2 separate regions of the Mus musculus genome follow, and region 1 is linked to region 2. A link is a loop called in an ENCODE intact Hi-C map of the cell type or tissue named here. Cell type or tissue: gastrocnemius. All regions are shown on one strand. Links, peaks and the distances in the headings refer to the core of each region. The heading gives the core; the rest is flanking DNA.

Region 1 (14,767 bases), core at 2,621-10,620, 330 kb before region 2:
AATCCTTTGGAGCCACTGTGCTGGTCTGTGGTCTTGGGAGAGAGTCCCTTTTCCCTGAGCCTCCATCTCGTCTGAATTGTGCTTGACGACAACAGCCCAAATGAAATCCCTTTCAGTCAATGCTATCTACTGAGGTAATGTTCTCTGAAGCAGGGCAACTGTTCTTTCCACATACAAACCCTTGCTTCACAGCAAGCATACTACAGACATCCCAGCCCACTTGGTACAGGTTGATCATGAGTCCTCTGTCCTTCCTGATAACCTCCACACATCTGTCCATCTTACATCTCACTCCAGACTCCTTGGTCTTTCTTATAAAAACAAAAACAACAACAACAACAAAAAAAAAAACAGACCTGTTGTTGTTGTTGTTGTTGTTTTTTAAAAAAGAATGTTCATGCGTGTGTGTGTGTGTGTGTGTGTGTGTGCACGCACACGTGCGTGTGTTCACACATGTGTGTGAGGGTATCCACAGAGGCCAGCAAAGAGCATCTGATCCCTTGGAGTTGGAATTATAGATGTTTGCAAGCCACGTGATATATGTGTGCTTGGATGTAAACTCTGTGGTCTTCAATGATAGAGCATCAAGGCTTTTTAGTCACTAAGGCATCTCTCCAACCCAGTGAAACACGGCTTTCCTACGATGTTCTCTGTAAGATCAAGGTGGTACCTCAGAATATGAGAGAGCTGAGGAAGGGACTCCCTTAGAGGCTGCATAGACTGGCTCTCTACAGCGAAGGTAGGTTCAGTCTTGGGGAGGTCTAGGTGACACCTTAAAAAAGCAAGAGTTAGGAATAAGACTTACTCCTGGGAGATAAGCATGAATGCTGGCCACTGGCTGAGTTCATCAGGAGAGAAACCCACACAAGGTCCAGCACGCTCAGCAGGAGAGGTGAGCCGCAATGAGCCTAAGGTCTACACAGACACTGGCAACCCTTGGAAGTAGAAAGCTGGGTGGGCTGAGGGTGCCAGGCAGAAGTTATGGGATGAGAAAAGATAAGGACCAGTGACAGACACCCTGATCTCAGAGACAGAGAGGACCCTGGGAAAGCTCACACAGCCCAGAGGGAGGCACTGGGAAGCTAGACCCAGCACACAGATCTACTAAAGGACTGAACAGAGACATGTCAAGGCCAAACACAGAGAGTGACTGTCCACCTTGGCATGAAGGTGAGCCTGAACCCTCTTTAGATCCCCAAGCACTGAAGGTGCCTACTTGAACTAGTGCTGACCTGGAAACCAGAGATTTAAGAGACTCCTCCAGTGTGAGTCTCAATCTAGCATTTGACCACATGAGGGCAGTAGAGACAACTCTGACTAGTGCAATGGTAGCACTCTAGTCTGCAGGGAGAAGTGCTTTCCTTCTTGGCCCAGTTGAGTGAGATGCACCTTCAAGGCTCCTGGGGTTTCACAGTTGGACAATAGACTTTTTTTTTCCACACCAAAGACGTGCCCATTGGAAAACACATCCTCACTCAGCAGGTCTCTGAGCAAGCCTGTGTCTGCCCCAGAATCCCACCTACCCTCTAGATTCCAGGAAAGTACTTTGTGGTCCAAGTAAGAGGCACAAGTACCATGGAAAGCAAATGTGACAAAAGATTTATCAGCTCAAGAAAACAAGTCCCTTAAAGACTCCTCACTGGGGAGGCTTTGGAATATCTGAAATCTATATGACCACCAGTACTTTTACATTGATATTCCAGTTAGGGCCTAGAGGAGAGGTAGCTGCTCCCTCAGCTCTTCCTCAGCTCACAGGCTCCCCTTACCTGTGATGGTGACTGAGCCGTGAGCATCTTGCTGCAACACCGGGTTGCGTACCAGGCAGCTGTAGGTGCCGTTAGCACCCAGCACCACCCTCAGCACGCTGTGAACATCGAACAAGCCCCGCTCGTTGGCCATCTGGGATGTGGTCACATTGCCAGTCAAGGGCACTCCCTGTCCATCCTTCCAGAACACCTCGGCCTCCGGATAGCCCTGGTAGCTAGAGCACGTGATGGTCACCATGTTCCCTGGACGTAGGTCCTTGTTGGGCTCCAGGGTCATGCTGGGCTTCGAGTAGGGGGCTGGAGGGTGGCAGAGGGCAGAGAGCGATGACAGTCAGCACAGGGGAATCCAATGGAGGAAGGACACAAGAGGCTGAGGGTCAGGAGCCAGCTCTGGGGCTTTCTTTGATGGTGGTATGAGCAGTGGGACAGGGGACGGGCTGCATGCAGGGGACAAGGAGTGGGGAATGCTCCCGCCTGTGACTCAGCTGCCACCTGCAGGCTGGCAGCAGCATTGCGAAAGTTCCGGATGCCCACAAAGCAGGGGAAGCTGCCCTCATCAGCTACATCCATGCACGGAACCCTCAAGAACACACTGCCCTGTGCCAGCGGGGAAGAATGCTGTGCTGCTGGGATAGGCCTGCCCTGGACCCAGCCCCCAGGGAAGCTGCACACCAACTATTTGGTGTCTGAGTTGCCAGATGAGATTAAAATGGGCCAGGCTGAAGCCAGGCTCGAGGGTGGGGGTGGGGTGGGGTTAGAGGGGGAGAGCAGCATAGGGTGGTGTCACTGCCCATCAGGGATACCCCAGGGTCTTCAGACCTGGACCTCCATGCCTCCTGAGTCAGAATCACAGAGACCAAGCATTAAGGAGGAATAGGACCTCTGCAGCCGTTCCACAGCCTCTTCCTCCATCAAAACCCAGGACTTCTTCCCTCTCATTCTCTCGAGACAGATTGAGTCTCATATCTGATTTTTCATAGCAGGCTGCTCTTGACTGACAAGAGCCATCTCTGGGATCCAGACTTGGGGTGATAGGATCATCGAGAGTCCCGCAAGAGCAAACCCCTTCCCCGCAGAACTCCTTTCCCTCTCCTGTGCGTGACCTGCTGACCCAGATGCAGCTCCATCCTTCCAGGAGGTCTCTACGGCCTTGGAGTCTGGGGAGTCAAGAAGGCCTTCGATCAGTGGCTCCTCGCTACCTGGAGAGCCCTCCCCCACCATCCTATCACAATCAAGCATCTCACTTGTTGGGAGACTGGAGATAAGGAACTAACTTCCTTTAACTTCAAGTGTGACTGATAAACGCTATAACCCTTTAAATTACTCCCCTTTAAGTTACTCCCCTTTAAGGTGCCACTTAAAACCAAAAACTAAAAGCCCGTGGGGCTTCTGTGGATTGTGATGATCCTACTGTAACACCAAGTTGAGTCCCAGGCATCTGAAGGTGCCATTAGCATTCTGGACCACCCTAAGCATGCTGTGCACATCAAACAAGCCTTGCTCCTTGGCCACCTAAGATTCCGTCACAAGGCCAGGCTGCTGAGCCCTGCCGCAGCCTCTGGGCAGCCCCGGGAGCTGGTACATATGATGTCACCTTGTCCCCAGGTTGTTGGGCTCCCGAGTCATGCTGGGCTTTGAGTAGAAGGCTGGAGGGTGGCAGAGGACAGGGATCATCACCAACAGCATCAGTGCAGGAGATAGTGGAAGGCGCACAGGCTGTTAGCGCAGGCTCATCTGTGGTACAGCAGCGTGTGAGAGGCCACATGCAGAAGGATAAAGAGTGGAAGCAGAGGGTACCCCTCTCCACGCTCACCGGCCACCTGCAGGCTAACAGCAGCGCTGTCAAAGTCCTGGATGCTCACAAAGCAGGTGTAGCTGCCCTCGTCGGTTACTCGGACGCGCTGCAGCCTCAAGGACGCATTGCCTTGCACCAACAGGTCAGGGAAGAGCGCTGTGCGGTTGGAGTAGGCACTGCCTTGGTCCCGGCCCTCCGTGAAGCTGTGCACCAGCTGTTTGGTGTCTGTCAGCTGCCAGATGAGGTTGAGCTGTGCCAGACTGAAGCCAGGCTCTGGGGAAAAGGAGCAGCGTAGGGTGGCATCCGTGTCCACCAGGGCCACCACGGGGTCTTCAGAGACCTGGACTTCCACAGCTCCTGGGGGTGAGTTGGAAGGGGTAGGGCAGTTAGGAAAGATGAGGTTTCCTCAGGGTCTCTCTCCTTTTCCAGCTACCTCTAGGCTCTGCACACGCTTCCTTTCAGGTCAGAGGCTCAGAGTAAGTTCCTATCTATGTTCCTCACTGCAGGCAGCTATTTGCCAACATGAATTAGAAATGCAACAAGGACCAAGACCCAGGTCATACCCTGGAGCTCGTTTATGTCGGAATGGAAGGCAGGCAGTTTGTGATGGACACAGATGTTCATCAGCTTGTGATTAGACAATGTGGGGGAGGGGGAGGGCTTGGTGTTAGAGCATCACCCAGCTTTGGATCCGCTCTATTCTAAAAAAAAAAAAAAAAAAAAAAAAAAGGGAAGCTGTGGGTGGAGAAGAAAGAGGAAGTACTTATAAAAGTCAAAGAAAAAGAAAGAACCAAAGAAGAGGCAGCTTTCAAGCCTGGCAGCTTCTTTCCACCTGCCAGGTCCCTTGCATTTTCCTACAAATACTATCTGTATAGGAAGGGTGCCTGCAGAACTAAACACCCACTGTTCTCAGTGAACTCCCTTGGGTGAGAGAACTTCATGAGTGCCTTTCCTTCTCTTCTCTTCATGAATAAACATACTTAACTTCTATGCAAGAAAGAATACCCATGTCTTTAAATAAGGTGTGAGGCAGGAGCTCTATGAAACACATGTAAGTGTGTCCCAGGAAGAGGGACCAGCAGGTACAAAGGCCCTGAGGTGCAGATCAGAAAGAGCACATGGAAAAGCCCACTGGAGGCCAGCCAGACGGGGCTCTGAGAGATGCTGGAAGAAACCTGGGGTCTCCCACCTTCGAGAGGATGTCATTACGGAGGGCACTAATTATTAGATGTGATCTGGGTAGCAAAGCCTGAAGCTCACCCCGGCTCGTCTATAAAGGGAGACTCTATCGTGGAAGAGTGAGGGGGTGGGTAGTCGGGAGACCAGCTCAGAGGTCCTCAAAAGAAGTGATGGCGACACAGCTGTAGAAAGGACACATGAGGCTATGAGCACAAGTCAGCGAAAGGCTAAGCACTCAGGAGGCAGAGGCAGGAAGATCTCCATAAATTTGAAGCCAGCCTGGTCAACATAGCAAGTTCTAGGCCCTGCAGTGAAGAGCAGCCACAGGGATTGAGCAAACCAGCCAGATCTAAGATGCAGCCCAGAGAATTATCAATATTTGCTGGTTGATGAAGGGTGAGAAGGAAGGAATGTGTGGTGATTTAAATGAGAATGTGCCCCCCCCCCCTTCGCGTGCATATGTTTGAATGCTGTTGGAACTGTTTGGGAAGGATTAGGAGGTGTGGCCTTGTTAGAGGAGATCTGTAACTAGCATGGGCTTTGAGGTTTCAAAAGCCTGTGCTCTCCTCTCTGCTTTGTGCTTGTGGATCGGATGGAATCTCTCAGCTACTGCTCCAGTGCTATGCGGGCCTGCCTGCTGTCATATTCTCCACCATAATGGAGAGGGTCATGGACTCACCCTCTGACATTGTTAAGCAAGCCCCCAAAGGAAATGCTTTCTTTTATAAGTTATAAGAAAATGGTGCCGGGCAGTGGTGGCGCACGCCTTTAATCCCAGCACTTGGGAGACAGAGGCAGGTGGATTTCTGAGTTCGAGGCCAGCCTGGTCTACAGAGTGAGTTTCAGGACAGCCAGGGTTATACAGAGAAACCCTGACTCAAAAAAACAAAAAACAAAAAAAAAAGAAAGAAAGAAAGAAAGAAAGAAAGAAAGAAAGAAAGAAAGAAAGAAAGAAAGAAAGAAAGAAAGAAAGAGAGGGGGGAGGGAGGGAGGGAGGGAGGGAGGGAGGGAGGGAGGGAGGGAGGGAGGGAGAAAGGAAGGGAGAGAGAGAGAGAGAAAGAAACAGGCTCCGCTATTGGCCCCCGTGCCTTCTATCCTATAAACTTTCCAGCACAAACAAGCTTCAAATGAAGCCAGCTGAATACAGCACCCATATAAGGCTTAGAAAATTTGTATTTGTTTTGTGATTAGTCTTTTACTATGAATTCTACACACACTCTTTCTTAGTATGTGATGTCTAGAGGTTGAAGCTGGCCCTTGATATCTTTCAGTGATTCCATGAAAACTCAGGCCAGTTTTCATCTTTGCCAACTAGATCTACGTGTCCCCTTGTAGGGGACATCTAGGACATGGAGCTTAGTCACCCAAAATTCTTTCTAAAGAAGTTAGAACCAGGCCAAGTGTGGTGACACACACCTTTTATCCCAACACTTGGGAGGCAGAGACAGGTAGATCTCTGTGTGAGTTTGAGGCCTGCCTGTCTAGATAATGAGTTCAAGGACAGCCAGGTACACATAGTGAGACCCTGTCTCAACCAAGCAAACACACTCACACAAAAAGAAGTCTGAACACCCACGGATAGAGATGGTGTTGTCTCTGATGACCACTAGATGGCGCCAGACACTTGGCTTTGTTTTCTCCATAAGGTGGATGACTACCTAAACAGGGCATTTACTTAGCCAAGCACTAGGTGGGAATTTATTCAGCATGGGGACAGAGCACTGTGAACATAGCAATCATCCATTCAGTCCCTGAGGTTAGACCTTGCCTTATGAGCGAGGTGACAACAGGCAATAAGCAAAGGAACCATATGTCCAGTGGAGGTAAATTATAGGAAGAATGTAATAAAGCGCTCGGGGCAGGGATGATTTAGGGAGGGAGGAAGAGTGCTATGTTGTTTTATACAAAGTAGTCAAGAAAGCATGCTGATGACCTGTCATCTGAGCAAAGGTTTGCAACAAAATAAAGAATGGAGTCATGCCTGTGTCTGAGGACAGAAAGTTTTCGGCAATGGTCCTGAGCAGAGTTCACACAGTGTGTTCAGGAACTTGCATTATCATAGCATACTGTCCCATTTTACAGATGAAGAAGCAGAGGCTAAGGTAAAGGAGGTTGGTGGCCTGTGGAGCCCAGAGATGGAAATCAATATGCTTCTTCAAGACAGAGACAGCCTGGCTGGAGCCCAGGGAGGAGTGGACATCCCCACATACCATCATGATCATGACCCTTCCCCTCACCTGTGAGGCAGAGGCACAGCACCCCCAGTGCTGTGCGCACACACACACCCACACTGGGGCCACCCCATCCTCGAAGCATCTTCCTGTGAGACAGCTGACAGCTGGGCTCTCCGTGGCGAATGGCTGCTCCTGCCCGTGGAAGAGGAAGAGGGGCCTTTGTCTCGAAGTTCCTCCAAAGGCCTCAGGATCATCCAAATCCAAGTGGGAAGAGGCCAGGCGGCCAGCCAGACAAAGCCGATGAGCTTGGGGTCCAGGCTGTACCAGGTCACTTTGGCTGATGGGAGAAATGGGACAGTAAAGGGGTAGACTTTAGACAGACTTAGGGTTCAACTTGAAACGTCTACTCAACTACTAAAGGTAGCCAGGAGCCACTGAGGGTTCTGGAATAAAGAAACCACATTGTCAGGGCTACTTCGATAGCATGTGCAGGGTAGATGAAAGGGGCCAGCCGAGTGATAAGGCAGGAAGAGATCACAGTGACAGTATCTGAGAGCATAGGACACGGGAAGGCAACTGTCAAGACACTTGGTTCTGAGACCTGGTTATTGGGGCAGGAAATGTGGAGCCTTTTGTCCAAGGCATGTTAGGTTAGGAGCATGTGTGCAGAAACCCCAGGACAGAGCCCTAGCTAGGAGTAGCAGAAATGTAAGGATGTGGAGTCTGGGAGAGACATCTGCTAGTTTAATACACATGTACCAAACAACCAAGGCCCAGCAGAGAAGAAAGAGACCAGGGGCAGGGCTGGGGTCAGCGTCAGGCCTCAGCAAGAGTTGGATCGCTTACAACAGACCAAGCCTAGCCCAGGGTGGTCCCAGACTCCCCTGGGTTTAGCTTGCAGGTGCCTGACTCAGGCAGGCTGCAGGCACTTCTTGTGTCTCTTGCTGTTGCCTGCTCAAGCCATGTGACCCATGTCCACCCGTCCCACCTAACAGTAATTAGCAAGAATATGAACATTTTGTATCCATGACCACCTCCAGAGATAGACCGTAGGCCTTGGTCACATTTAGCAGGAGAACCAAACAAATACATAACAATACATAACAAATACATAAACAAACCCAAACACAGGAGCTGAAAGAGCCCAATCCTTCCGAACTCCTTTTTACCTCTGATGGAGCAAATGCTGCCTACAGCCAAGCATGTGGTCTAGCCTCAGGTACACAGGGACAACCCTTCCATCCCTATCACACACTTTCTCGACCCCCCCCCCATGTCAGGCAGCTGCACAGAGGGAGTCCCTCAGCCAAACCCTGCATCCTGGCCAGCCACCCACTTCCCTGGCTGTCCACGGTTCACTGCGGGGGAAGCCCTGGGCAGCCACTTCCTTTCCAGATGCTTCCAGTCCAAAGTCTGGTGGCCTCAAAGCCTGGCTGTCTAGGTGCTGAGTCAGCAGCCCCAATTCATAGTGGCACCCTTGGGGACACCACTTCCTGCCTGACAAGGGCACCGTCAGCCTGCAGGAAAACCTAGCAGGCAGCTGCCTGTACTGCTGGCTACGTGCCACGGGAAGCTAAAGCCTACAGAGCTGCCAGCTTCTAAGGCTTCTGTCCTTGTTTACTTCTAAACAGAAGCAAAACCAGGGAGCTGGGATGTGGCCCAGCTGGCGGAGTGCTGTCCCAGCAAGTACACAGCTCCTGGTTCAACCTCTGAGCCCCTCTTAAACCAGGTGTGGTGGTACATGCCGGTAAGCTGGGCATTCCCAGACAGAAGCGGGACGATCAGGAGTTCAGGGCCATTCTTAGCTATGTAGTGAGTGAGGGCAAGGCCATCCTGGGTCACAAGAGATGCCGTCTCAAAACAAAAACAAATCCGGAGTCTGTCAGCGATTTTTGGACCCCCTCACTTGGCTGCCTAAGCCTGCCATCTAGGGCCACCAGGGACCCCTTTACTGATCCTGTAAGTCCCACATATCACCCCTACCAAACTCAATTCTCTCAGGTGCCTTCTCTTGAGACCTAAGACAGGAATCAGCTCATGTCCTCCCCTGCTTAGGAATCTCCCATGGCTCCACAATAGTTACAAGAGAAGACCTACATATCTCTACTTGTCACTGAAGGCTTTTCCTAGGATGCCTTCTCATGCTGCAAGCTATTTCCTGCTACTGGGCTTTACCCCTACCTAGAATCACTTGTGAATGTCTGTTGAATATGTGGGATCAAAGAGTCCCTCTCCTGGTCAGGCAGAGTTGAGTTTCCCAGAGCATAGCTGTTCCTCACTCCAGAAGGCCCAGGAGAGGCGTCCAGAGTGGACACTAGCCTTGTTCCCTTTGATTCTTCTCCTTCATTCTGGACTCAGGAAGCCCATCATTGTAATCCAGCCTAGACACTCCAGGGAGCCCCCACCCCCACCCCCACGAAAGACTACAGAGTGCTTTGGCCTCTTGTAGAGACACTGTAGGTAAGAGACAGCCATTCTCACTTTTGAAGCTACTGCATGCAGATTCAACCAATCCCAGAAGATTTAGGACCCAAGGACACTCTTAAGACATCACCCAATGCAGACCTAGATGGGCCAATCTTTTCCCCCTTAATCCAGGACCAGCTAAGTTTCTGTCGTGTACAACTGAAGGAACCCTTATATATATATGTAGATTCGCCTGTGCGTTGGACAATCCCTTTAATAATGCATGGAATACCTGTAGCAGAGGCCGTGGGCACAAAGGTGACTAATGTGTCTGCATGTTCTCAAATAGCAGACCCAATACAGAAGGCAGACATGCCTTTCACTAAGGTGCACTTTAAGATTCCACGAGGGCTGCTGTGTGGCATCTGAGAGCCATCATAGCCTCCGAGTGTGTCCTGAGGACCTGGAGCAGCTCTCCACGTAAGGCTGGGCAATGTGAGATTCATCTTAGCCCCATCTGCTGCCTCTCAAGCACATCTCCTTGATATGGCAGCGTATGAAAGACCAAGGCTCGAAAGCAGAAGGAACTGAATGTGATCATCAGAACTCAGGGACTACCAGGCATGGTGGTACTCGCTCCAGGACTGGGGAGGTGAACAAAGACAGATCCTTAGGTTTACTGGCAAACCAACCCAGCCTGCTTAGTGAGCTGTGGGCTAGTGAGAGAGCCAGTCTCAAAACAGAAGCAACTAAATAAAAAAACAAGGTGGACGACAATTGAGGCTCAGCAGTCAAGGTTGTCCACTGGCTTCCACAGCTAGTGCCCACCCAAGCGCGCGCGAGCACACACACACACACACACACAATGACAGAAAATGAGCCCAAGGTTTGGGGCTCTGCCACTTCACTGTACAGTCTTACTAAGGTCTCCCACAGTGGGGGGTTGCATAAGGATGACCCTCATAGATTCATACAGTCGAATACCTGGCCTCCAGTTGTTCAGGGAGGATTAGGAGGTGTGGCCCTGTTGGAAGAGGGTTGTCAGTAAGGGCAGGCTTGAAGTTTCCAAAGATTGGTGCTGTTCCCAGTGTGCTCTCTGCCTCCTGCTTGCAGCTTAAGCTGTGAGCTCTCAATTCTTCCTGCCACCATGCCTTCGCTCTGCCATCATGGACTTTAAAGCCCTGGAACTGTAAGCTCTTAAACTTAAACTCTTCCTTTTATAAGTTCCTTTGGCCGTGGTGTTTTATCACAATTTAAAAAATGATCACACCAACTTTAAAAAAAAAAAGGGAGGAGAGTGTGGGCAGCGGGGGGGGGGGGGGGGCTGGAGAGATGATGGCCCAGTGGCTAAACGCATTTGCTGCTCCTGCAAAGCACCTAGGTTCAGTTCCCAGCACCCACATGGTGGGCCACAACCATCCGCAACTCCAGTTCCAAGAGATCTGACCCCCTCTTCTGACCTCTGGTATCAGGCACTCCCATGGTACAAGATATACGTGCAGGCAAAACATTCATACACATAAAATAAATGGCTCTTGTTTAATTTGTAATTATTCACCGAAGTCTTTAATATTTAACGTCTAAGCATTGACGTGCATGGAGCACATGCACAGAGGTGAGAGGTTCTCTCTTTACCACATGGGTCTTGGGGATTGAACTCCGGTTGTCAGGCTTGGAAATAGGCACCTCGCCTTGCTGAGCCATCATCTTACTAGTCAACGTCCTCTCTCTGAGTGCAATGTTTCTAAAAGAAAACCTTCGCTAAGTTTAGTGGATCTCTAATATATTAATCCTTAGTACTATCACGCAAGTGACACTGAAATACATACAGCCATGTCACCACAGAAGACACCAATTATTTCCTTAAATCTGTTCTTTCCTGAGGCATTAGTAGTCAGGCACAGGGCTGCTCAGCTAAAGACTACAGATCCCAGACTCCCTTTCATCTGGGTGTGGCCACAGGATCATTTCCTGGCTAATACGATTTCAGAAGAACTAACAAGTACAGTTTCTGGGTCAGGTCCTTAAAGATGGAAGGCACACTCTTTCTTTCTTTTCATCCTCCCCCTTCCAATGCATGGACCAGAGATGAGGCAAACCTTGTAGGACCAAACTGCCAGGCAAGCATTACAAGCCAGCAAGATAGAGGGTCTCTGGGGCTGCGGTTTCCACCCTGGATATAGCCAGATGGTCACATGGGTGAGACGTAAGCATCTGCTCCAGCATAAGTCACTGTTATTTTGGTCTTTCTTACGGCATCTGAATGAACTAATTTAGGGAGCCATCCCTCTCTGTTTATCTCTTCCTTCTCTCTCCACCCTAGGAAAATTGCTACTGCTCAGAGCCACAAAAGGAACCGTCTAAAATAGGTGTCTCAAAATGTGAGCTACAGACAGTCTTGACAATCACCGATGGATCACAGAGCCCAGCTAAGAGATTATTTCACGGATGGAAGTGACCCAGGGTGTGTAAGAAAAGAGCAAAGACTGATGCTTAGAACAAATGGGTGAATGTGGGCCCACAGAATAGGATGTGGAGACGAGGGAGCGAGGCATACTCCAGGGGAAGAAAAAAAAATCACACTGAAAATAAGCTAGGTTCGTTCCCCAGCAAAGTGAGAGACAGGGGAAGTCATTCACACAAGGTGACCACAGAAACCAGAGCTGGGATTCCCGCAGAGACCAGAGACTGGGGACCAGCAGAACGAGAAGAGGCCCCAGGGCAAATCCTGGAGTAACCTCAGAAGTGGATGGCTAGGTGTCAGAACAGGAGGCCTTTCCCTGGCCACCCTTGCTCAGCTCCTATGCTCTCTCTGAGGATGGACACCAGCTACCCCCAGGCAGTCTGCTTGTGTTGAAGCAGATCACTGGCAGAAAATGCTTCCTTACACTGAGCCCAAATCTCTCTCTCAGGACAGCCTATATTGGTCCTCATGAAGCCCCTACAACCACACAGCAAGCATGTGTCCTTTCTCCTGGCCCTGCAAATATTTGCAATCCCTTGACAAGGTCACCACCAGGCAACTGTGTCACATAATTCACTAAAAAAAAAAAAAAAAAAAACCAGATTATCAAATGTGTGGCCCTAAGCCCTTGCACTCAGTGCCACCTTCTCATATCTAGCTACCTGCTTCTGATGAAGCTGGGGAGGACTGGAGCTCCCAGGTTGTTCCATGTGTTCTGACAGTTCACTGGCCCCTCAACTTCCATAGTTGATTAGGCTGGCTGGCCCACAAGCCCTTGGATCTACCTATCTTACCTCCCGCAGTGGCTTTAACTTGGGTTCTAGGGATTCAAACTCAGGTCCTTGTGTTTTTAAGGCAAGCACTTAAGGCAAGCACCATCCTCTCAGCCCCTAAGATGACACATTTTTATAATAAATATAGGGGAAAGGTTTGGAGAACCAATGTATAATGAAAGTATAATATGGCCAGTCCTTTGGTGCCGGTGCATACTGGTAACATGGGTAAGGAGGATTAGCAATTCCTTGACAACTTTCAGGGAGGCTTAGGGAGGACTGTTCAGAGAAGGGGACATTCCTCCGTCTGGGAGAGGAGGTGGCAGAGAAAGTGATGGAGTGAAGAAGGAACGTCACCGTCACCGCATATTCTGGGAAGACGGCGCCCTGGGAGAGAGATGCTGTGGGAAGATGAGGCAGAGGTCACTTAAGGATTCCAGGTTGCTTCTGTGCAGCGGGGAGCTGGGATGCTGTGGCCCACACCTCCACCCCCTCTCCTCGTTCTACCCCAGACTGTCTTGAAATATTCCTGACAGCTTCTTGGAGACAATGACTCGTAAGTTCGCTCAGCATAAGGACAGCCAATCCCAAGGGCCAGATGAAATTAAAACAGATCTCCGCTTCTTCACCTGGCTTGCTTAGTTCCCCCTGGCCATCTGTGCTTTTCCTCCTTGGCAATGGAGTAACACTCCAGGCGGGTGTGCGTGTGTGCACAGACACACACACATACACACACACATACACACACACACACACACACACACACACACACACACACACACACACGCTTTCACACCCCTGAGGGGCGAGGCTCCACATGAATGCTTATTTTCTCCACAATCCTTAATGAATTCCTCTTTTATTTCCAGTGGCTTCTTCTGATTCCAGGGATCAGCCCCCTTGCAGGGAATCTACCCGATATGCAGGGAGGTTGTGGCTCAACCTCAAGCTTGGGCTTGTGACCAGATCTGACTCAGGGATAAACCCTTGTCCAACTCCCAGTTCAGGGATGGGATGTGAGCCAAGCTGTAACCAATCAGAGTCTTTGCTCAGCTTTTCTGCAGAAACCCTCAGTAAAGACTTCCTAACTAAGGCTCCTAGGAAGGATATGGTCTGGGCTGTTAGCAATCAAGTCGTCAGTTATCAGCAATCTAAAGGAACTGATGCAGGGGCTGGGGAGATGGCTCGGTGGTGGATAAAGTGACTGCCACTTTATCAAAGCATATCAAACAGGATCTGAGCTTAGAGCCCCAGCACCCACACCAGCGGTTCTCAACCCGTGGGTCACGACCTCATGGGGGGGGTCACACATCAGATATCTACATTATGACTCCTAACAGTGGCACATTGCAGTAACGAAGTAGCAATGAAAATCATTTTATGGTCGAGGGTCACCACAACATGAGAAACTGTATTAAAGGCTCGCAGCATTGGGAGGGTTGAGAACCACTGTCCTACAGAAAAGCAGGGTGTTTGACTTCTGGCTTCTATTTACACACACACACACACACACACACAGAGCCATAGACAAGCTTGCCCCTGTATGAACACACTCACATACATAGATACACACTCACACACACAGACACACACTCATAAAGCATGCACTGCATCCAATCACACCCTTCCAGGGGGGACCACAGACCTGCTCATCCATTTGAATAACAGCTCAGCTCCAAGGAAGCCCGATCTGACCTGACTCTGCCCACTTCCCCTCCTCTCCTTCCTTGCACTTGCCCCTCAATGCAGTGAGCTGCTTCCAGCTTCTACAGCACAAGATCCTCCTTCCTATCTCAGAAGGGATGGTTTTTACCATTATAGTCGCTCATGCTGAGAAGGCATGGTAAAACCGCTTTCTCCTGAACAGTAAGGTCAGAAAGAACAAAGTCTGCCACTTGCTGTTCAGTGTGCCTTACCTGACACCTCAGAGCCTCCCTGAGTAGCAACTACGAGTGCTTCCATTAACTCTTACATCCTTAATCCTAGCGAAGAAGACTTGCCCCGTAGGGACCTCGGTGCTTCCTGCTAAGTGGTTGGATGAGTGGATGGACATATGCATGAACAGACAGATGGTTTCCATGAACAAAGGATCTAGAAGCTTGATTGTGAACCCATCCCTAGAATGTGGGAGTAAAGGACAAGTCCACATTTGTCTTCTACTTGATACAATCTGGGTTTTGGGGGAGGGGGTTGTTTGTTTTTGTTTGTTT
Region 2 (14,767 bases), core at 4,495-12,494:
GATCTACAGGTTTGAGGATATCACTCAGTTGGCAGAGTACTTGCCTATAATGTATAAATCTCTGGGTTCCACCCCCAGCACTGCGTAAGACCAGGCATGGTGGCACATGCCTATAACCCCAGTACTCAGGAGGTGGAGGCAGAGGGGCTAGGGGTCAAGGGCAGCCATAGAGCCAGCTTAAGGCCAGCCTGGACAGAGTAAGCCCTGTTACAGCAACAAGAAGTGTCTTTTTATTGCCTGTGGTGGGGTGGGCCACACTCCTCTAAGCTCTGTAGTTCACTGAATTCTTGGTTTTAAAACAGTTGTTAAACGAATTTGCCATTGTGTTGTACATTTATTTGTACATCACTGTGGGGTGCTGTGGTCTCTTCTTTGTTTCACCTGTGTAGGGCTCCAGTCTGGAGATGGGAAAGGCAAGTCAGGTTCTCACGCTTGCAAACACCGCTGTTCCAAAAGCTCCCAGTTGCGAGGTTCCTGCTGAACTGTCTCTAGGCTCCATATCCAGTAGTGGAGCAGTTACTGACAAATTAATCTTCTTTTTATGAGACAATGCCAACTTGTTTAAGTAGTTCAAACAACTTACACTCCCACCTGCAGGGTATGAGTTATTCTTGCTCCACATTCTTGCCAATAACGCGGGAGTCATCAGGCTTCTTCCTCTCCCAGCCTAGTGCTAATAATTGTGTTTTAATGAGCAAAACTCTAATTACTAGTAACACTGGGTCTCTGTTCATATACTAATTTGCCATATACTTTGTTCATATACTAATTTGTGTTTTTACTTCTGAGAAACAGGAATTTACGAGTTTTGTTCTATTTTCTATTGTCATTTGTCTTTTTGTTGATTTGTAGGACTTTTACACATATTAGGAAAACACAATAAATTTTTATTAACTATGTGTCACAAATATCCCCTTTCTATGTGTGATTGGTATCATGTGCTCTCTCTCCCTCCTTCCCCCTCCATCTCCTTTTCTTCCCTCCTCCTTTCCTCCCTCTCCTCTTATCTGTTTTGATAAGCGGATGATTTCTATATTAAAATGAAGTTTACATTTGTTAATATATTTCAAATTCTAGAAATTTCCCTAGTGCCTTCTTTGCCTAAGACATCTCTCCTACTCTGATCTTCTTCAGTCACTTTCTTTCATACTCCATTGCCATAGGGCCACAACATAACTACAAAAGAGGTTGTATATGTAGACTAGGGACCTGGAATACTTGCCAGTTGTCAGTTTTTATCAGTGTGGTGATGAAATAATCAACTAAAAGCAACATCAGGGAGGAAGGGCTTGTTTGCCTCACACTTCCGGGTTACAGTCCATTACTACAGGGAAGTCAAGGCAGGGACTTGAAGTCAAGTGTCACACCCACAGTCAAGAGTGGAGAGAGAACAGACACGTGGGTCTTGATTTACTGCTTAATCTCAGCGCATTTTCTCCCTTCATACTGCTCAGGACTCCCTGTTCAGGGATCGGCCCCACCCATGATGCCCTGCATCTTCCAACATTAGTTAACAGTCAAGGCAATCTCCCAAGAACACGAGCACAGAACAGCCCAATCTGTGTAATTTTCCATTGCGATTCTTCCCAGGTGGTTCCGGTCGCCTGTGTCAAGCTGATAGTTAACACTCACTAGTACACCAGCTTTGAACATCTTGGCCAGTTCTTTTAATATGGTTTTATAATGGTCTTCATCGGGTTTTACAGTTCACTGGATTTGTTTCTAGCTGCTCATGGTTTTGTTACTATTGCTAACTTTATCGATGCTTCCTATTGAGGTATAATTCATATGCAGCAAAATTCATCCATTTTAAGTGTGGAGACAATGAGGTCTTACAACCACCTCAACACTTAGAGTCAGAACATTTCCACGACCCCCTCCCACCCGCTTCAGTTCCTTCCTCTTACTTGGTTCCCAGCAGCCTGCTATTGTAGCCCTCATGTTCCGCTGCTTCTGAGATTTCATGTAAGTGGACTCAGAAGCACTTAGTCCACACCTGCCTGATGTACTTCCCTTAGCCCAGTACTTTTGAGCTCTGCCCATGGGATGCTGTGCTGAGTTTCCTTGTATGGCTTGGTCAGGATTTGTTTATTCATCGATGAACAACTGGGCTGTTTTCATTGTTGCCTATTAAGAATAAAGTTAGTATGAATATCTCTGTTCAAGACATATGAGTGTGGATTTTTAAAACACTTAAGTTGGCAAATACAAATTATCATACGCAACATAATGCATTGAAATATGTACTTAGTGAACTGGCTAAATTGAGCTAATGGGCATGTATTACTTCATATGTCATATTTTTTTGTGGTGAGAACACTTAAAAACTTATTCTTCTAATTGTTTCAAAATGAATATAAGTTTTTGTTGATTATAAATACCCAGCAATGATTCTCCTGAGTCATATGATTAATATATTTGTAATTTCATTTTCCAAAGTGGAAGGGCTGCTTGCATTTCTATCAGCAATTATCCGAGCTTCCTAGTCACTTCATTTCCTTACGCTTGCAATCAGCTGCCATGTATGTATCAGCTCCAGAGGTATGCCATGTAAACTCTGCTTTCAGTTTGCATTTTCACAAGGACTAAAGATGCTGTGTGTCATTTTCGGCATCTGTTTTCCACCCATATATGCTCTGTGGTAACAAATGCTTATTCAAAGGTTTACACAATTGTCTCTCACAAGCCCTCCATTTCCTTATGGTTGAATTATAACTAAAATATTCAACATATAAGTACTTGATAAAATAGTTGTTTGGGAATTATTTTCCATAAGTTTGTGGTCTACCTTTTTATTTTCTTATTTATGTCTGTCAAAGGTCAAATATTTTAATTTTGCTGATGACCAACTTGCCCATTTTTTAGCGATTTGTGTTTTCTGACCAGATAACTAAAATGACACAGTAGAAAATATCTGGGGAGTGGAAAAGTCAGAATCAGTGATGAAATTATTTTAAAAAGCAAGATATAGAGAAACCAAATAGGAATATGCCAGATGTAACTTCTATCATATCAGTAAATGCATTGCATGTAAATAGACTAAACATTCAAATTAAAGGCAAATGACTTACAGAGAGGATAAAAAACCCATGATCTAGCTGTATGCTGTCTACAAGAGACAGATATGTATTATCCTCAAATATATCACTAAGTTGAAAAGAAAAAATGTGTAAGATATACCAGGTAAAACAACAGCCAGTAGAAGACCAGAGTGTCACTCTAATACTGAAGACACTTTAAGGCAGAATTATTGCCAAAGACAAAGGATATTTTATGAAAATGGGTAACCAATAAAAAATATAACATTTATAAAAATACATACCCCTCAAATGCATGAAGTAAACCTGGAAGAAGCAGACAGGCCAACAGTAATAACTGTCAGCCAGCACTCCACTTTCCGTATGGGATAGAGCAGATGAACTGAAGATGCATGAGCACTGATTTAAAGCCAGATGTGGACGTGCCCAACTGCATCCCAGCACTGGGAGCCAGATGTGGACGTGCCCAACTGCATCCCAGCACTGGGAGCCAGATGTGGACGTGCCCAACTGCATCCCAGCACTGGGAGCCAGATGTGGACGTGCCCAACTGCATCCCAGCACTGGGAGCCAGATGTGGACGTGCCCAACTGTATCCCAGCACCTGAGGACAAAAGCAGGAGGAGTAGAGGTTTAAGGACAGCCTGAACTATATGAGAGCCTGTCTTCAAATAACAAAAAGCAAGTAGAATACCTGGACAACTTAGACCAACTATACCTAAAGGTGTCTCTGAACACTTCCTCCAACAGTACCCTGACATACATATGGAACATTCTCCAGACAGACCACAGGTCTGAATAGATTTAATAGAGATGAAATCATATAAAGTATATTCTATGATCAGAAGAGAATGACTCTCTCTCTCCCCCTTCCTTCTCCCCCCACTACCCCCTCCCCTCCTCTCTCTCTCTCTCTCTCTCTCTCTCTCTCTCTCTCACACACACACACACACACACACACACATACACACACACACACACACACAGAGGCAGACACCCTGCCAAACATGGGATGCAGCAAAAACAACGGTAAGAGAAATTTACCATTCTCTGTTCCTTCATTAGAGTTATTCCTTACTCTCTTTAGAAAACTCATTTAGAAGCATTTCTGTTGTAACTAGTTACCTGCTCTTTGTTTTCTTGTTAGATCTGGCCCAAGCAAGCAGTATTGAGGGAAGCTGTTCCTTTCTTGAGTGGAATTGCACCATTCTCTCCACCAGCTTCATGACCCCCAAGCTTCTGCGCAGGGCTGGAAATGGTGTCCTTTGCCAAACTGTTGCTCAGGTTTCCATGCTGGGTGGTGATTTCTGTTGTGAAGGATCTGTGCCCTCCTCTAGGCTGGGAACAAGTCAGCAACATATGTCTAACTTGTGCTGCGTACTCAGGCACCACAGGCTCCAGAAGTATCTGGAAACTGTATAATTTCTCTAATTTTGGGATAGGAAAACTCATTCTGATAGACTGGAAATATTCCTTTCTTCGTAATACCTGCCCATCCCACATTCTCTCTGGCTTCAGTTCCAGCCAGCTTCCCTTCTGTTAGTCCAGACTGTTCATAATCAGTTTCTTCTAACCTACCATCTCCCAAGGAACTTCATCTATAGGAGCCTGCTCTCATCATTTTCCTTCAAGAATCCCAGCTTTTCTTTTCCTTTCAGAAAGCTGTAAACCACTCAGAATTCTCAGCAAGACCTTTGTGTGTCTCTGTGTGTGCTGGTGTGAGTCCAGGAGCACAGAGGCTGGAGAACTCCAGGCATTGGGTCTCGACTTTCACCTTGTTAGGTAGGGTCTCTGTTGTTTGTTGTTGTGTATGCCTGGCTAGCTGCACCATGGTTTTCAGGAAATCTCCCGTCTCTCTCTTGCATCCCTCTCTCTACCTATCTGTCTCTATCTCATAGAAGTGCTGTAGTTACAAACCTGTGCCACTCTGGATAGCTTTCTGTGGATTCTGGAGATTTGAACTTGGGTCCCTGCGCTTGACTCACAAGCCATCTCCCCATCCCAAGACCTGTTTTTGAGTTTATGAAAGGTACCCACATTATCCTTAACTCACTAGGCTGAGCCCCAACCTGCAGCATCTGCTCTGCCACATGCAGTTCAAGTGGTTCCAGCCTTGTGCCCTTTGGATAGCACCAGCTCACTCTACCCAGCGAAGGTACCCAGCCAGTCCTGTGCACGTGCCTCAGCCTCTGTACTGGCCTGTTGGAGTTCTGGCATTTATCCCAGTGACAGGAGTCTGAGCCGGACACGGATGCCTCAGAGTTGTCTTCTTTCAGACATCCATGTGAAGTGGGCAGCCTTGCAACACCTCTATCTGCCCATACGGGTTCTCTCCTGACATCTCAGACTCGGTGGACATGCCTCTTCCGAACAAGCCTTCCTAACGACGTGCTCCTGTGCAGGAAGAGCTTTATCAAATTCCCTCAGCGCTGGGTCAGGATGCATTAGCTCTCAGACTTCAGGTCTTATCTTTCTCACAAGAGAAACTCATTTACTAAAACCCTACAGTGCATTAGGCACTAAGGTGGAGAATCCAAATACATATAGTTCTTTCCTTAAGAAAGTTCTTATGTATTGGAAGAAACATTAAAAAAAAAAAAAGATCAGGGATCTAGTTAGATTGGGTCTAAAATACACATATTCTGACAGAGCCAGTTCTGAGGTGAAGGGGAGAGGGAGAGAGAAAGCAGAAACAGTACAGAGGCCACACACAACACATATTATGCAGAGGCAGTCTGCTCTGTTGCCAGGCCAAGTAGGGAAAGGGAAAGGGGAAGGGAAAGGGAAGGGAATGGGAAGGTGGGTCATGCTGAACTGTTGTGCAGGAGACTGCATGATGTTGAGCAAGGGAGACAGAACTTAACTTAAAAAAAGATACTGGCCTGTTGTAAATGGTCATCACCAGATTCCATGTGAGACTAGACTGATTAACAGACAAGGAAGTGGCACTCTGGGGGCACATTTGAGAGGTAGAGCTGAGAACTAGCTGAGCAACGAGTTAAAGTGTATGGTGCAGAGAGCATAAAGTGGTTCCCACATTCCCATCTGGGAGAGCATAGAGGTGTTCATAGCGGGGGCAAGCATCTAGCAACCAGGTGACAGGAGTCTGCTCCAGGACCCTGAGAACGTGTACAATGGGGCCCAGGACCTCTTAGGATTTGGACACTGCTGCCTATGGCCCAACTGTAGTGAAAGTCTTGCACCTCTCCTTGATACCATGGATTTCTTAGCTTCAGACTCTTAAGGTCTTGCTTCCAGAGAGCCCACCCACATTAGGCCAAGCTTTTGATGCTCGTCTCCTTGTCTAGAGGCTCTGCTCTGTTTGGGCAGTGCCTTGTGCCCAGAGCAGCTGTCACTGCAGACTTTGGAAGAGACCTACTTCATACAAGGTTAGACAGCATTAGGACACGCTGCAGAGCCACTCACTTTAAGAAGCTCTTTTGGATGCCTCAAGCCATTTTCTCTTGATTTCCCCTTGGGAACACTTCTCCCACTCTCTTATTTTTTTTTAAAACATATTTCTATTTTTAAAAAAGATTTATTTATTTATTTTATGTATATGAGTACACCATTGCTCTTTTCTGACACCAGAAGGCGGCATCAGATCCCATTACAGATGGTTGTGAGCTACCATGTGGTTGCTGGGAATTCTGGAAGAACAGTTGGTGTTCTTAACCATTGAGCCATCTCTCCAGCCCCTACCCCAATCTTCTTAAAGGTACAACTTTCCAGGCCCACCCTACTCATAATTAAGGAAATTTCAAATTACCCTTTCTCTGAAATGCAGCAACTGCTCAGCTCTTATCTTTGGGTAAAGGACATCTTAACATCAACAACAAACACTAAGCTTAGGGGTTATGGTAAGTTTAAATAGTGTATTATTCCAATATTACATAGCACAAGGAGTCTAAAGTATTATTTATATTCCTGTTGACTTTAACTGTTGACTTGATATGGCCTAGAGTCATCTGAGAGGAGAGCTTCCACGGAGGAGTAACTACCTCGATCAGAGTGGCCAGTGGGCAGGTCTATGGCAGACTGCTATATTAACTGATGTAGGAAGGCCCAGGTAACTGCACATGGTACCATCTGTAGGTCCGTGGTCCTGAACTGTGTAAGTAAAAAGCTGAGTGTAAGCTGGCCTGTGAGGTAGCCAACAAGAGGCATCTTTCATCTCTCTTTACTCCTCTGGAGGCGAAGTGATTCCTTGCTTGGAGATAATGCTGTGATCCACCAAGTAGAGCAGCTTAGACTTCTCTCGTGGACTGTGACAGGAATTGTAAGCCCAATACATCCTTCTCTTCCCTAAGCTGCCTTTTGTCCGTTTTTATTACAGCAGAATGAACTAGAGTACTTCCCTTCAATTAATCTCTCATACATCTTCCCCCAGTACCCTAAGATTTCTTTTCATTGGCAGCCAGAAACCCAAGGTCACTAGCATAGCACTTGCTGGAATCTTTTGTGTGGCCAGGGGTGGCTCCTCTTAGCTCCTGCTTATTCACATGGCCTTAGCTAACCATTTGGTGGCTTATTTGATGCTCTCTAGTCTTTCCAGACGGTGCTACCTACCCCTGGCAGGAGGGAGGAGATGACTGACTGGGGCCAGAGGAGGTTTTCTTTCCCTGCAGAGCTTTGTCCATGTTGTTCAACTTGGAGCCAGTCTTGAGGTAAATTTCCTTTTAGTTCTCAGAACCAAGGTAGTAGTTGTGGCATGAGCATGATTTCTAAGGACTCTGCGAGGCAGGCAGCTCTCTTTCAAGTGTACTTCAGGACTCCAAAGGGGCCCAGGTATCATAACTCTAAGGACCAACCAATCAACTTGAGGTGTCTGCAAGGTAGGGAGGGGCTAATGGAAGAAGCCTCCTAGTAGGCCCTAGACCTTATCTTTAGGGCTATCTGTCCACTCATCCAAGAGGCAGGCATCTGCTACCGTCAGTCAGAAACTGCGTATACCTGGAGGCAGTCAGAGAGCAACATGAAAAGAAATTCTTGTCTGTATTGAGACCACATGCCTGTAGAACGACTTACAGAGCCATCATTGGAAAGTGTGCCAACAGTGCCACCTAGGGATGCAGAGGGGATAGCTCGGATGATCGATGTGGCCGGAAAGGGATCCAATCTCAAGAGCAGCTTTTCCAGGCTGCAGTAGCAGTGTATCTGGTACCTATTTGTCTGTCTGGATGCTGAGGTAAGGGCAGGCAAGCATTCCTGGAGCTTTGGAGACTCGGACTATCCTGAGGACAATCGAGCACCACTAACAGGGATGGTGGGCTCTATCCAGGTTTCTAAGTACAGGCTGTCAGCAGAGCAGATGGACACAAGGACGGAGGGACACTGCACTCTTGATCTAGCACTAGCTCTGTCACAGGCTAAGAGATGGAAGGGGGCCTGTGGCTGCAGAGGTCATCACTATTCTAGGCATGGGAAACCGAAAGATCTTAACAGTGGAGCTCAGCCTCTCCAGCATAGGAGAGCCACCTCAGCACGATGCTGTGCAACTCAGGGTGGTTCTGTGCTAGGCGCCATTTGCCACTCCTTGGGCTTCCCCACCCCCTCCTTCCTTCCCCTAGAGGTAACAGTGGGATATGGACAGGAAGAAGACACATCTTTGGGGCTGGCAGTCAGACATTTCTTTTATTACCTCTGCCCAGATTGCCATTCTAAATCCTGCTTTATAGCAGTGAGAGCCACAGAGAAGTCATCGGAAGCTGGAAGTAGGAGCCCCTGAACTTTTAAGGGAAAGAACTTTTTGACCAGACCAGTTTGATTGGATTAAAAAAGTGTATTGGACTTCCAATACAAAATAAAAACATGAAATTGTTTTTAAAAAGCCATAGAGTTTTACAGCATCAACTACAGAAAAGGCCAAACAAGTGTGTACAGAACTCAGTCCCAGCAGCCCTTCGGACCCCTCAAGCAGGTAGCGAGGCGACATACACGTTTGCTCCACACCCACTGGAAGGAAGCTGCTAGGCCCCAGCTCAACTAGGACACGACAAGACACACAATGGTTTAGTTTCCAGAGTCACAGGAAAATATAAGACATATTAAATTGTGAAATGGTGTAATACAGAATAGCTTTGCATTTTCTGAATTTAAAAAATTTCCCCAACTTTTAAGTTACTTTATTTAAAAATACATCCCTTCCCGCCCCATGGAAATTCTGTGGCAGTATCCAGGTACCAAGGCCCTGAGGTAACACAAGTGCTGGGGTTCATGGGAAGGAGTGCTCTAATTACATAGCATGCTCTGTGGGCAAAGGCTAGACAGTTTCTGAGGAATCTAGCCTCCAGGAGGCCAGAACGCTCTGACAGCTTTTTGTAGAACAGTCAAAGCACACCGGGTGTCCCAGAACCCTGCCTGGTGCCGTCATGTGACCAGCTAGAAGAGCAACAGGAGTTAGATCATTGCATTTTCATATCCCCCGCCCGCAATCATACAAAGAGCTCATCTTGTTGAAAGTAAAAAAAGGGTTAAGACCTCAAAGGGGTAAAATCACCCATGTTCAAGGACAGGTAGGCTAGGCTAGCCACTGGTGGTCTGAGTAGTCTCACTGGCTAAGGAGCCCAAGCCCGACTGACTTTCTATACTGTCTTCCAGGGATCTATTGGAGAACATGAGGCCTGAGGGTTAGTCTTATACTTTTCATTATACATTAACAACAACAACAAAGCCAACCAAATACACACCTCAGCTTACCTCTTTAACACTCTGCAACGTCTTCTGCGTGTGGCTGAACCCTCAGCACACCTGGAATCTCCTGCTGCCTCATTCTAACTGGGGTTTGGCTGAGCTGCTGGGATAGATGAAGGCACCTGCTTCTGCTGACCCTCTTTCCACTATCTCTGTCCTCTGCTCCTTGAAGAAACATGTGGGGAAGCGTCATGGGTGCCACCCCATCTTGGCTCTCACCCTGGTTGATGTTTTTCAGGAGAGCCTCTGCAATGCCACGAGAGCTGCCTGGCTGAGGACTGGTGCCCAGAGAAGCAGGCATCCTATTTGGAATAGGAAACCAAGATCCTGCCTTAGATTTTAACCTTCCAGAGAGAACCAATACTAGCAACACAAAGGGAGTCTCCACCCTGTGCTTTGTAGCTTCTCAGAGCACAGTCAGGCTCTGGTTCTACTTGGCATCTCTCAAGCAATTAAACATACATTGATAGAGACCTCAGTGTGGACACTCCAAAGAGGAAATGACCAAGATACCAGGGCAGCTAAATCACCAAAGTCATCCACTGTACAAGAATTTATAACCAGATCCAAACAAAACTCCAGTTGCTATGCAGTGACACGAAGATGGAAATGCCAGGAAAGGACACTAAAGATGCTGCTTTCATTCTCGGCAGGCTTCTGGAACAAAGTACATTGACAGAAACATTCACAGGGCCTCAGCAGCCCCTCCATTTCCTATTCCCAATCCCCAATCCCACCCCAATACTGAATCTGCACAGAAAGCAACAAACAAGTCTTTTCAATGTTACATTTCATTCAAATAGATCTGTAATCTCACAGTGATGAGAGGAGAAAGTCAGGCCTTTAATAATTATAATAAAAAAATAATAAAAAAGCTTACAAACAGCAATGCAACATGTCCTCCCCTCAAAGTGATGGATTAACAGCTGGCAGAGGATGCAATGTCTCAGAATTAAGAATAAAAATGAAACCCACAACAAGCCAATGCCTGTCAGTGGTGTCAAACAACCTCACTGTTGATGACTTTCCGTAAGTAACTGGAACCACAGTCAAGTGTCAACTGCTTGAGAGAACATCACAGACTCCCTTGGCTTCTGATAGTGTTTTAAGGTAAAATAAAATAGGACACAAAATTGTACATAAATGCCAATGTCTACACTCCATAAAAGTGATGCAGTTGCAGCACAAAGACACAAGCCACTGACCACAAAGCAAAAGGCAGGTCGTACTTCTTGCCTCTTCCCTGGACACAAAATTTTGGCCCATAGTGCCCAGTCCTGCAGGCTCTCAGCAGGCAAAGGGAAGCTGCCTCCACACAAGTGTAATCCAGGCTGACCAGGAGAAGGCAGGTGGCTGTGCCTGGAGCCAACCCCACATGGAGGCACTGGCTGGTTTGCTGGCTCCTGCTCTCAAGTGCTGTCCTCTCGTACTCTGTACAATTCCTTGTTTTCAAGGTTAAGTTCCGAGACTTGTAGACTCAGGCTTGGAGTCATGTCCAGGCGAAGGTCATCAGGCTGTTGTGATGGCATTTAGGTCCTTCATTAGTCCTTCCAGGTGGGCCATCTCTTTGGTCAGCTCATCTGGTTCATAGCTCTACAGAAGGAAGAACACCATTACTGGGAATGATCTGAAGAGCTGTCCAGAGCTCCAAGTAGCCTGGCCAAAACTGCCCTGGGACGCTGGCCTACAGAAACCAGGTGGACTCCATAAAAACAGAAGCAGCGGACATACTCAAGGCCATTAATAAAGACAGCATTTCTTCACAATACACAATGCCTTTCTCCTGACTTACACATACTCCTCAGCTCACAATGACCTCACAAGGCAGAGAGGCTCTGTTGCTTCCTCTTCTAGATCTCTGTCAGAGCAATATAATGTGTGTACCCAGCATCTCTGGGCTTAAGCTTTCTCTTTAGAGAACCCAGTATCTGGAAATGCAGACATTGAATACTGGAATTTGAAAACAATCTTAGGCACCTTCTCTTCCAGGAACAGAAATGAGAGGAAGGATATATATATATAACTTTGATGGGATGATAAAGCACTGTAAGACTTATCAGAGTAGGTCTGATATCAAACCAAACCCATAGTACATTCCCACAGGATATGGGGATGCTCCAAGGACACCTGTTTGATGAGTGATTAAATCTGCTTTATATCTATGGTGGCAAAGACCTCAGTGTACACAAATGTACAATCAGCTAATAGCATGCAAGCAACTCCCTAGGACATCCTGGCCAAGCCGAGGGCCCCAGGAACTTACACTCTCGGAGTCTTCCAGCATCCTGGTGGTCTCCTGTACTTCAGGGGCACTCGGAACAACCACTGGCATAGGAGGCCGGCTCCTTCCTAACGTCCCGATGGAGGCTGTTTTCACTGAGTGAATGTGATGGTTCAGAGCTGAGGGGCAAAGGGCATTGTTAGGTTGTGGCTAAGGTTGATCCCTTAGACCTCAGCAGTCCACCAGGGGTGGAAGCTGTTTCAATGTGAGGGATGCTTGTAGGCTCAGACAGGGATCTGCTCTGAAAAGTTATCAGAGCAAGATGGAAGGAAGAAGGCAAGAGGGCAACCACGAGGCCAGAGAAACACTCCACTGCCTTTAGAAAACTAGTATTTTCTCCCAATGGTTCTCAAAGTATGGTGAGCCACAGACTACTCATAAATACCTGGGAGTAAAAGCTCATTCATTGTGACACTTAAGGAACACATGCCTTTTTTTTACTAGGTTTTATTTGTATTGAGGGTACACAGCAACATGGGCAAGACTGTTAGGAGCCTTAGCAATGAAGACAGCAGCAATAAGCTGTGAACTTAACTAGGGTCATGCTTTTATATTTTAACAAGCTAGTATATTACCCTTAATGAAGCAATAAGAAATTGTTTTATTAAATCTTAACTCTCAAAATTACATGTGTTTAACAAAATGCAAATGTTTCTGCTATATACCACACACAGAACCATCTTCAAGAAGGGGACCGTGATAGACTCACTTGCCAGTTGAGGTTTTATCATGTAACAACAAAACTTTTAATTCAAAGATGATTGACACATGGGTCATTCAGACATTTATTTTCCTCCTTCCTTCCTTCCTTCCTTCCTTCCTAGCTTTATTTATTATTATGTCTAAGTACACTGTAGCTGTCTTCAGACACACCAGAAGAGGGCACTGGATCTCATTACAAATGGTTGTGAGCCACCATGTGGTTGCTGGGATTTGAACTCAGGACCTTTGGAGGAACAGTCAGTGCTCTTAACCACTGAGCCATCTCTCTAGCCCCAGATATTTTCTAGAAATAGAAAGAATGAGCTATGAACTTAAGGAAAATATGACAGATACTGCCAATATTAAAATCAAAGTTTTTGTGAAAATTACCATTTTGAAAGACTTGTTTCTGTTATCTGACTGTGAAAGCTTCTTACAATGAATGTGTGAATATTTGGAGGATTTTTAAAAGTTATTGAACCAATATCTTCCAAATGTCCAACGTGTGTTTTAGTGTTACACATCCAAAGCGCAAGCTAAATCTAATGCAACCTAGTGGACCAGACTGTGCAGAGTCCGCAGACAGACAGAGATGCTGCACTATAAATCAGTCTTGGAGAAGCTACAACTTGTTGAATTTTTCCATTGTATCAAAAAGAATACCCAGACTAGGCTCGGTGGCATGTATCGGAAATCCCAACAATGAGACGGAAGGACTAAGAACTCTAGACCGGTGTGGGCAGTACAGAAGCCCCCTTTTTCCAAAAACGAAAGCTCCTAAATATCTAAAAGGTTATGAAAGTACACTGCCATTTGCCAAGTATGTATCTGTGAGGGCAGAGTTTTAACAACCAAAACAACTTATTACAGTAGACTGAGTGTGGGACACTTACAAGGTAAGAGAAACTTAGTGATAACTGTTCACCAAAAAAATAATGTGCTAATTATCTTTTAAATTAATTAAAATTTAAAAAACTTTCTTGTATTAATTACTAATATGATAAGTACTGACATACTCCATACACAGAAACAAGATTGTTTTGGGATTTTAGATTAGTCCATCCATTCTCAGCCTTGGCAGTGGTCCTGATCCGTGTGTCTTTAGACTAGCACTGATTGCTGAAGAGGCTTTGAGAGACTGAAAAAATTTGAGAACCACAGACTTATTCTGAAACAAACCATAATAAGCAGTGGCCAGAGTCCCTTGCTGAGCTGTGAAGTACAGCAAATGAGTGCTCACTATCTTGAGACTCCTGGTTTTCAGACCTGGCCTCCCTGGCCCTTGTTTAGCCTGAAGAGTCTTTTAGAGTGAGGTGATTCCAGGGGCCTAGATGGACCAGCTCTGTTGTCCAAACCTATGTCACTGGATTTTAATACCAGGGATCCCACACAGAAATCACAGTTCAAAAGTTCAGCCCCTGCTCACCACTACATTATGCTATGGCTTGTATGTTTTCCCCACAAAGGGGACAATGACACAGAGCTTCTCTAAGTTGCTATGAAAACTTTGGAGGATATTGCTTTTTCTTTAAAAAGTAAAGGGGAGGGGCAAGTGGTGGTAGCACACACCTTTAATCCTAGCACTCAGGAGGCTGACTAGTCTACAGAGCAAATTCCAAGACAGACAGGTCTACACAGAGAAACTCAGTTTAAAAAAAGAGAGAGAAGTAGGAGCAGGAGGAGGAAAAAGAAGAGGAAAGAAGGAGGAAGAAGAAAGAAGAAAAGAAAAAAGGAAAGAAAAAAGGGATGTGAGAGTGGTATCGGAGGGTGAGTGGTAAAGACCTCTATCCCAAAGCTGGGTCGAAGCCAGCGGCCCCTCGGTCGATGCTGCTCCTCTCACTCACCTTGCTGGGACAGTAATGGTGTGCTTGGCAGTGCAGGATCATAGAGAGGAGGTCCTGGGGGTGGGATTGCTGGCACAGCGAAGCTCTTCAGAGGGTGGGAAGGGCGGACATGGGCTGTGGGAAGACTCTGGCCTGAGTCTTCCTCTTGGGAGCTGGCCAAGTAAGAGGAGCTAGTAGCACCCTCAGGGTCCTGATGGTCAGTGCAGCAC

The links. Peaks named below come from ENCODE experiments on the same cell type or tissue, not always from the same donor. Only the 100,000 strongest peaks of a DNase experiment are listed, where the experiment ranks them.
Region 1: it touches region 2 in a loop (3-fold over the local background); 24 of 42 quality-filtered maps call a loop at or near these places.

Annotation. Positions count from the first base shown.
Region 1 is chr9:58,533,690-58,548,456 of GRCm38, forward strand. It overlaps Cd276 (CD276 antigen), which reads right to left. Exons shown (of 8, transcript NM_133983.4): 2 at 6,978-7,251; 3 at 3,580-3,918; 4 at 1,767-2,063. The coding sequence starts at 7,056. It overlaps Gm51678 (a long non-coding RNA gene), which reads left to right. Exons shown (of 2, transcript XR_003948170.1): 2 at 1-326. Among named protein-coding and RNA genes, the nearest start is that of Cd276, 14 kb to the right of the region's middle. In gastrocnemius, for the core only: a CTCF peak has its summit at 6,355 (motif pointing right); DNase peaks (open chromatin) are centred at 6,354 and 8,463; H3K4me3 peaks cover 404 bases; H3K27ac peaks cover 2,223 bases.
Region 2 is chr9:58,866,034-58,880,800 of GRCm38, forward strand. It overlaps Neo1 (neogenin), which reads right to left. Exons shown (of 28, transcript NM_001042752.1): 26 at 14,559-14,767; 27 at 11,995-12,131; 28 at 8,646-11,324. The coding sequence ends at 11,241. Among named protein-coding and RNA genes, the nearest start is that of Hcn4, 50 kb to the left of the region's middle. In gastrocnemius, for the core only: a CTCF peak has its summit at 8,100; DNase peaks (open chromatin) are centred at 5,234, 8,099 and 11,068.